Regions from separate parts of the Mus musculus genome. Here region 2 is linked to region 1. A link is a loop called in an ENCODE intact Hi-C map of the cell type or tissue named here. Cell type or tissue: heart. All regions are shown on one strand.

The links. Hi-C counts contacts between places; a loop is a spot of excess contacts. Peaks named below come from ENCODE experiments on the same cell type or tissue, not always from the same donor. Only the 100,000 strongest peaks of a DNase experiment are listed, where the experiment ranks them.
Region 2: it touches region 1 in a loop (10-fold over the local background); 9 of 42 quality-filtered maps call a loop at or near these places.

What each region holds. Positions count from the first base shown.
Region 1 is chr10:117,269,299-117,274,298 of GRCm38, reverse strand. No RefSeq gene overlaps it. Among named protein-coding and RNA genes, the nearest start is that of Lyz2, 10 kb to the left of the region's middle. In heart, a CTCF peak has its summit at 2,094 (motif pointing left); no DNase peak of the experiment used is centred here; H3K27ac peaks cover 657 bases; H3K27me3 peaks cover 628 bases.
Region 2 is chr10:117,324,497-117,329,496 of GRCm38, reverse strand. No RefSeq gene overlaps it. Among named protein-coding and RNA genes, the nearest start is that of Lyz1, 34 kb to the right of the region's middle. In heart, no CTCF peak of the experiment used is centred here; no DNase peak of the experiment used is centred here; H3K27ac peaks cover 408 bases.

The DNA.
Region 1 (5,000 bases):
GCCAGCAGAGCCCAAAGAGCCCTCAATATCTCTAGAAAAACTAGGAAAGGGAAACCGCAGTCCTTTGTCACACCCAGTTAGACCACACCAGACCACCCCAGCCTGCTGAGAGGAACAAGTAAATGTGGAGAAATGGGATAGAAAGAGAAGCAGTAAACTGTGTGCCAAATGAGGAGAGGCAGAGCTGGAGATGTGCTCATGATCAGAAACAATGTGAGTAGCCTGCCCTGCCACTTGTAGCCATGGTTTGGTCCTGGCCCATAATGCCACTGAGGGCAGTGTCTGGGTTTGTGGCCATACAGCAGTGGGGGTCTATGTTGATATTATCACCAAAAGCCATATGGACATCCCTGTTGTGGGCTGCCACCTGGTACCATGTTTATGTCCAAGGGATGCCCAGAGCTGGAGGTGCCCCACAAGGGCTGCAGCACTTGGCAGAGCAGGCCCTATACTTCGCCCAAGCAGCACAGTAGAGCTGGTCCTGCGCCTTGGCTAACACACTCAGGAGAGTGCTTCCACACTTCACCTGGGCAGCACAGTATTGCTGGCCCTGATGTCATGGGTGTAGGTGGGCCAGTCCCATCCCTTTTCTATGAGATGGCCCTGCCCCTTGCCTAGGCAGCTTGGGAGAGCCAGCCCCACCCCTTGCCAGCTGTAGCACTTGGGAGAGCAGGCCAGGAACCTCACTCACCTCTGCAGCAAAGCAGAGAGTAAAACTCTCTGTCGATTGCAAGAAATAGCTTGTTCAAGAATGGAGGGATTATATCTACAGCAGGGTAGTTAGTTTTTCTTCATAAAACTTAAGACATATCTGTGGGTCCCTCATGGCGCTGTGCACATGGTATGGCTTGTGTGACGTCACTCCTACCATTCAGGAGTGAGGAATAGAAAGGACTTCCATAGAGTCTGCATCTTGTTCAGATTTAGCTAGCTTCATTCTATTAAGACAAGGGGAAATTACCAAGAAAGTGTTTCCCAAGAATGCATGGTATTTGTGACTGTTGGTGAGAAACGTGTGTTCATTCTGTCCCATTTGACAGTATAAAAAGCACTCTGTTTAGAACTTTTAGTGATCATTTGAACCGTGCGTATGTGTGCCTGTGTGCATGAGAACTAGTGCCCACAGAGTTCAGAAGCACTGGACGACCATGGAGCTAGAGACACAGGCAGCTTCCAGCTGACTGATGTGGTGATGGGAATCAAACTCGTGTCCTCTGGAGGAGCAGCAGTGCTTTCAAATTCTGAGCTATTTCTCTAGGCTCCAAAGCACACTTTCTCATTTATTAAAATAGTTGGAACCACTAGAATCATTACTGAATATGGTGAGATCTTTCTTTTGCACTTAATGCTGGAAATTAAGTTATGGTATTAAAAGGGTTTCCTGAAGAGGCCTGTACCCAAATGTGTAAGAGGAAAACCGTCCTTGGGGACTGGAGAGACGGCTCAGTGGTTAAGAGCACTGACTGCTCTTCTGAGAGATCCAGAGTTCAATTCCCAACAACCACTTGGTGGCTCACAGCCATGTGTGATGGGATCTGATGCCCTCTTCTGGTGTGTCTGAAGACAAGTTTATTGTACTGTGCTCATATATATAATAAAAATCTTAAAAAATAAAAACTGTTCTTGGCAATTTTCAAATAGTTCATGTATATATATATATATATATATATATATATATATATATATATACATACACACACATGTATATGTATATACATAGACATAAGCTTTGGTGATCATTCCTATTCAAACTACTACTACTACTACTACTACTACACACACACACACATACACACACACAAGATTTGTATTCTTTTTTGAAGAATGTTGCCAAAACTTACCAGTGATCGTAAATGTCTAGTTACTAAGATTATGAGTGCTATTTATTTTTGCCTATATTTACCAAAAATTTTCAAGCACAATATATAAAAAATACCTTTGAAAGTACATTAACTATTTAAAAGTATATTTTGGGGGCTGGAGAGATGGCTGAGAGGTTAAGAGCAATGGCTGCTCTTCCAGATGTCCTAAGTTTAATTCCCAGCAACTACATGATGGCTCCAAGCCATCTATAATGAGATCTGGTGCCCTCTTCTGGCCTGCTGTGTATATAATAAATACTTTTTTAAAAAGCATTTTTGAAAATCAATTTTACTTCTTGCTACATTTAAAATTTAACAGTGGTAGGAATTAACACAGGCTAGTGGCAGAAAGCTTAGATGGCACATAAGATGGCACATATGATAAGGGCTTGGGTGCAGTTCACAGCACTGAGAACTGAAGAGAGCAATATCAAATTTGACTTTGGTTTATTTACCAATGAATCCAAATTATTTGAATTTTATTATGAGTTTGGATTTTTTAAAAAATCACTTTTTTTGGAACGGGACAGCAGAGGGGATTACAGAATAGCTGTGCTGACAGCGTCCAGCATCTCCTGGATCCCCCAAAGGCCCTGGTGTTCTCATGGAGCAATGAAAATATCCTATTTCCATGTTCTTCCTTAAAGTACAATTTGGCTTCCAGTTTCCATCTGAGCCCTGAGCAGATCCTGTGCCACAGTACTCTATAACCAAATACCGCCAGGAGAGAGCTGGTCTCCCAGGAGTGCCAACATACCTGTGAGCAGGTAAGACCATAACTTCTGCTCAAATTCCTGGCCCAAGAGGGACCAGTGCCAACAAGAACCAAGGAACAGCCGGGGACAGGATCCTTCGGTTTCCGTCTGCACCGGGGAGCTATGCCACAGATCTTCATACCCAAATCCCTCCTGAAGAGAATTGGTCTCCCAGGAGTACTGACACAGGCTTGCAGGAGGGACAAGCCACAGTCAGAGACAGAAAGACCAGCTAACATCAAAGATATCCACATGGTGAGAGGTAAGGGTAAGAATGTAAGCAACAAAATCCAAGGCTACTTGGCATCATCAGAAACCAGTTCTCCCACCACAGTGAGCCCTGGATACTCCACCACACCAGAAAAAATAAGACTCTGATTTAAAATCACATCTCATGATGATGATAGGGGGCTTTAAAACGGACATAAATCCCTTAAAGAAATACAGGAGAACTCAGGTAAACAGGTAGAAGGAGGAAACACAAAAATCCCTTAAAGTATTACAGGAAAATAAAACCAAACAGGTGAAGGAATTGAACAAAACCATCCAAGATCTAAAACTGGAAATAGAAATAATAAAGAAATAACAAAGGGAAACAACTCTGAAGATAGAAAACCTGGGAAAGAGATCAGGTGTCATAGATACAAGAATCACCAACAGAATACAAGAGATAGAAGAGAGAATCTCAGGTGCAGAAGATACCATAGAAAACATTGACACAACAGTCAGAGAAAATGCAAAAAACAAAAAGTTCCTAACCCAAAACATCCAAGAAATCCAGGACACAATGAGAAGACAAAAACCTAAGGATAATAGGTATAGAAGAGAGCGACGCTTCCCAACTTAAAGGGAAATTTAATAATAAATTTCCAGGAAATAGCTTCAACAAAATTATAGAAGAAAACTTCCCTAAAGAAAGAGATGCTCATGAACATACAAGAAGCCTACAGAACTCCAAATAGACTGGACCTCCTGTTACATAATAGTCAAAACACCAAATGCACAAAACAAAGAATATTAAAAGCAGTAAGGGAAAAAGGTCAAGTAACATATAAAGGCAGACCTATCATAATTACACGAGACTTCTTACCAGACTATGAAAGCTAGAAGATCCTGGGCAGATCCCTAAGAGAACACAAATGCCAGCCCAGGCTGCTATACCCAGCAAAACTCTCAATTACCATAGATGGAGAAACCAAGATATTCCATGACAAAAACAAATTTACACAATATCTTTCCACAAATCCAGCATTACAAAGGATAATAGATGGAAAATGCCAGCACAAGGAGGGAGACTTCACCCTAGAAAAAGCAAGTAAGTAATCTTTCAACAATCCCAAAAGAAGATAGACACACAATCATAAAAATAGCATCAAAAGGAACAGGAAGCAACAACCACTATTCCTTAATATCTCTTAATCTCAATGGACTCAATTCCCCAATAAAAAGACAGAAAACCAGTCAGGATATATAAACAGGACCCAGCATTTTGCTGCATACAGGAAATGCACCTCAGTGACAGACAGTACCTCAGAGTAAAGGGCTAGAAAACAATTTTCTAAACAAATGGTCCCAGGAAACAAGTTGGAGTAGCCATTCTAATATTGAATAAAATCAACTTTCAACCAAAAGTTATCAAAAAGGATAAGGAAGGACACTTCATTCTCATCAAAGGAAAAATCTACCAGGAAGACCTCTCAATTCTGAACATCTATACTCCAAATGCAAGGGCACTCACATTCATAAAAGAATCTTTACTAAAGCTCAAAGCACACATTGCACCTCTCACAATAATAGTGGGAGATTTCAACACCCTACTCTCAGCAATGGGGCAGATCGTGGAAACACAAACTAAACAGAGACACAGTGAAACTAACAGAAGTTATAGACCAAAGGGATTTAACAGATATTTATAGAACATGTTATCTTAAAACAAAAGAATATACCTTTATGTTTCTGAATGGAAGACACACACACACACCCTTTATATTTTAATATGCCTTAATTAGCACAATAGCTGAGCCACTGGCTAACCTCCATGTAGTTAATCCCAAGTTATTACTTACTAAATCTGTATTCTATCTTGGCTGCCCTGAACCCAGGCTCACCCAGCTCCTTCACAGGGCCGTCATGTCTCCCTGTCCTCCACTCTTCTTAAAGAATTATTTCTACAAAATAACTGTAGCTTTGGAGCTGGAAATAATTTAAAAATAAAGTATGATGTCTCAAACGTACTTTAAAATGCCTCAAAAGGCCTATCTAGCTACAGAGTGAGACAAATAGAGAAACAGAGACCACAGCAAGGTGCTAGGACAACACCCGGAAATCGCCATTGCTGTGGCAACATCTTCATTTCTATATGACTAGAAGATTTCATAATGTG
Region 2 (5,000 bases), 55 kb before region 1:
ATAGCATAATGCAAAATACATTTAATTCAACTTCAAAAGTCCCCATTGTTTATAGCACTCTCAACAAAGTTAAAAGTTCAAAGTCTCTTCTGAGATCCATGCAGTCTCTTAACTGAATCCCCTATAAAGTCAAAAATACTGGACCAAAGCAGGACAGAAAACCAGCTGGGCAAGCTTCACATCTCTGTGTCCGATGTCCGAGCGCTCCTCAGATCTCCAACTTCTTTCATGCTTAGTCACTACTGTTGGCAGATCTGTCATTCAGCAGCAACAAACTTCTTTCTCTTGGGCTGGTTCCATTCCCTGTTAGCAGCTTTCCTCAGCACGCCTCACACAGCTCTGATATCGCTTACAACTTGGGATATCCAAGGCAACTTCCATTTTACAGCTTCTTATTCCAGTGTCTGGATCCACACAGGATGATCTGGGCTCCTTCAAAGAGCTTGGGTCCCTTCTCCAGTACTGTACAATGTAGCACTCTAGGCTCTGGTTGACTCGACTCCACTGCTGCTGCTGTTCTTGGTAATCATACCATGATACTGGCATCTCTTAATTCACTGGAAACTTCTGCTGCAACTAGGCTTCACCAGTAGCCTCTCATGGGCTCTCTTCATGGTGGCAAGCCTCAGTTTCTTTGCATGACTCCTTCAGTCCTGGGCCATCAACTGCAACTGAGGCTGCACCTTCACCAGTGGCCTTCCCTGACCTCTCACAGTGCCAAGCCTCGGCTGCTCTCCATAACCCCTTCATACCTTCAAAACCAGTACTACCTGGGTAACTCTTACACATTACCAGCTACTGCTGCAGCACGAGGTACAGCCTTGGTTATCTCCGGAACACAGCTTCTTTGTGCTCCCAGAAAACACTTCCCAGAAGATTTTGCTTCGGTGACGCTGGTCTCTTCTTAATCATTGCTAATTTCTTAGCTTCAGCTAACCAGCATCAGTTGTCCCAGAAGCCCTTTTTATTTTTGACTCTAAAGCCAGAAGAGCCACTTGGCTGAAGCTGCAGAGTTCTGCTTGCTGGAACATGCCCCATTGTTCTATTATCAGCTTTCTGTTTTCTAACTCCTTCACGGCCTATGCTTGGCTGTCCTGGAACTTGCTTTGTAGATTGACCTTGAACTCAAAGACCTGGATGCCTGTCTCCTAAGTGCTGAGATTAAAAGTGTGGTCCTCCATGCCTGGACTTAAGCTATTCTCTATTAGAACTTGCTCTGGACCTAAACTTAGCTGGGCAGGATCTTGCCCCAAAGTCTCCACTCCGGTGATCTGTTTATCTCCTTGAACATAGGACTTAGCTCCATTGCACTTCTTGGTGCCCTTTTACTCTTTGAACCATACATTTTGTATTTTTTTCTTTTTAAGCTTGCTATTTTTCATTAAAAGACTCTTCATAAGAATGTACTATAGAGACGGGCATGGTGGCGCACGCCTTTAATCCCAGCACTCAGGAGGCAGAGGTAGGCGGATTTCTGAGTTCGAGGCCAGCCTGGTCCAGGACAGCCAGGGCTATACAGAGAAACTCTGTCTCGAAAAACCACACACACACACACACACACACACACACACACACACACACACACACACACACACACAAAGAATGAACACATCAGAATGTATACCAGGGGCTGTTTGGAGACTTCTTTGTCAAAGCAATCTAAATCTCTTCACCTTGGCCTCAAGCAGACTCTTCGGACAATGGCAAAAGGCAGCCATACTCTTCACAAAAATATCACAACAGCAGTCTCTAGGCTACATACTAAAAGTCTTGTCCTCTGAAACCTCTTTGAGTTATGGCCCCACAGTTCAAAACATGCTTAGGACCACTGTCCTCTATGCTCCTAGTAGCACGGCCCATTAAACCGCACTTAAAGCATTCTGCTGCTGTACAAAGTTCCAAAAGCCACATTTCTTCAAACAAAAGTAAGCTCAGGCCTATCACAGCAATGCCACTTCTGGTACCAACTTCTACCTTAGGGTTTTACTACTGTAAACAGACACCATGACCAAGTCAACTCTTATAAGAGTTTCCTTAATTGGGGCTGGCTCACAGGTTCAGAGCTTACAGGCCCATCAAGGTAGGAGCGTGGCAGCACCCAGGCAGATATGGTGCAGGAGGAGCTAAGAAACCTTCATGTGAAGGCCACTAGAAAACTGGCTCCCACATGGTTAGGAGAGTCTCATTGCCTACCCCCACAATGTAGGCCTTCAACAAGGCCACACCTTATCTAAGAAGGCCACACTTCCTAACAGTGCTACTCCCTCTGGGCCAAACATGTTCAAACCACCACATGTGCATGTGCACACGCACACGCTCGGGCACACACTCACACACACACAGCAGTTTCCAGAAGACAACTTGAAGAATTCAAAATCATCACAAAGATGCTTTATAAGTTTAAAAGCATGGACGACTAAGAAAAATCAAGAAATTCAGTATGAAGAAAAGGAAATGTCAACAAAGAGATAACTATAATAAAGAGCAACCCAGTTATGGAACTAAGGAATATATTCCTGCATTGAAAGTTCTTGCCTTAGTAGCAGATTTGAACAGGTATGTATTAACTTTGTATAACTGTAACAAGATATGGGTATCAATTTTTTTTAATTGGCTTACAATTTTCGACGTTCCCACTCAAGTTTAGATAGTTCTATGGCTTTGGATCTCTGGCGTTGATACTGAATGGCCATGAGATGCACATTGTATGGTGCACATTGTTAGGAGCCATCTAGGATAGGCTAAGGCCACCTTCCTGGAGGTGCTCCACCATTTTTGTATGGTCTGCAATGAGTGAGCTTGATGGCAGGGTCCCAAAGAGACTTCATCCCAGGATTGCTTCTTGCAGCTGATGTGCCTTTCCTGTCATTACTAAGTTAATATAACAACCCCTGGGCATTAGCCCACCCTATTTCCTGCATGTCAACATAAAGATGAACTTTCATGAACTAATGCTATTTAGAGGAATTAATGATTCTATAGAATTCCTGATTTCAGATAATTTTAGGAAAAAAGTATTAAAAGATGGTCTTAGTTGCTTTGCTAGAAAGATTTACTAACGTCAGAATGAAGAATAGAATTTGCCCACTCCTCATTAAAAAGAGAAATAGACTTGGGCCAAATTTGTGTTCAAGGAAGAACATTTAGGTCCAAGGATAAAGCCACAGGTGTGCACAATGATAAGGCAAGGCCGTGTAAAAACTGTTGCTTTGAACTTACAATGAGCATATTAGAATGGAACACTGCTTTGAACTTAATGTCAGCACCCTTCTGTAGCTCCCATTTTATCTCTGAGGTCATTTTTCTAAAGGACGTTTTGTCTATGAAGATATAAAAAGCCTAGCAAAAAGAAGTAAAGTTGTTGGTTAGATGGTTTGGTTTGGGTGTCTCTGCTCCATCTATCCATCCATGTGTATATGTCTGTTTGCCTATATGTGTCTGTGTAGGTACATGTGTGTATGTAAGCAAGTGTGAATAGTGGTGGAGTGAATAGAGGTGGTTGAGCCAACAAACATGTGACTGGGTTAATGTGTGAATGAGAACCTGAATGAAAAGGTAAATATGTGTGAATGTCTATGCATCTGTGCGTATTTGCCTGTATAAAGCATCTTAATTCTTTTCCTTTCCTTCCTCTCTGGCTCACACAGGGTTAAGCAGCCAGGGCAGTGAAGGGCTTCTGGCTGCCTGGCCAGAAACTGTGAGCCCTAGCCATAAAACCTGCTGTTAGCAACAAGTGTCAGTAGATCCAGAGGCCTGCAGCTTCTGGCCTCAGAGTAACTTAAAGTCAAGATAGGCATATGTTATTATAGAAAGCAACTTTACATTCGCAAGACCAAGTCTTGCCCCTACCAATGCTTTTTCCCTCTAGGCTGCTTCAGAGAGGACTCTGGGTTAAGCTCCCAGCAGAACATGTTGAAGTAAACCATTTATACAAGCTAGGCAGGAGAGAGAGGACAAAATGAGATCCTACATTCCCCTTTCAGACTAAGGAGGACTTAAGAACTTCCCATAGGGAATCTTTCCAAGTTCTCCCGCCACTCAATAGCACCACACCTGGGAGCCACATCTTTAATATATGTGCGTTTGGTGGGCGCCCATCCAAACCATAACAAATGGAAATCAAGATTCAGTGAACCTGCCAGGCGTGGTGTCCACACTCCAATCCCGACCCTCAGGAGGCAGAGTCAGGCCAATCTCTGTTAGTTAAAGGCCAGTCTGGTCTACGTAGTTCTGGGCTAGCCAGGGCTACATAGTGAGACCCTGCCTTCAAAAAAACTAAAAACAATCAGGAAAACTAACAGGCAGCACTTTTTTAATTTACCGGGGCAAAGGAGAACAAACAATGAGGCGAGCCTAAGAGTCTGTGGCACCAAGGAGCTGAACTACAGGCACACTACTGAACATGCAGGATGAGAAGGAAGCAGAGAGCCTACTTGAAGATCAGAGAGAAATGAGCACACACATGAAAGGCGCTCGAATCACTTCAGAGGAATAAATCCTAAGCAGACTGCCAGAACATAGAGAGAGTCTTAAGAGTATCAAGAGAAAAACATATACAAGATTACATGTATTAGATTTTCTCAGCAGAAACTTTGTATACAAGAAAAGAATGATATGAAATATTCAAAGTACTGCCAGCCAAGAATGTACCTGGAAAAATATTATTAAGAAACTAAATCTACTTTGGGAGACCTAGATAAATAGAAATAGAATTCTTACTGCTATCTCAACATGTAAAATACTACAAGAAGTCCTTTAAGAGACTTAAATATCCATGAATGTTGGTGTCCATATGGGAATCATGCCCAAATGCCACTGTATACATGTACAACCAATCTTGCTTTGAGATTAAAATAAATTAAGTGTATGAGTGCCTTGCCTGCATGTGTCTGTGTGTATCATGTGCATGCTTGGTGCCCGTGGAAGTCAGAACAGGTCAGGAACTGGAGCTATAGATAGAGGGTTGTGAACCTCCATGTGGGTGCTGGGAACTGAACCTG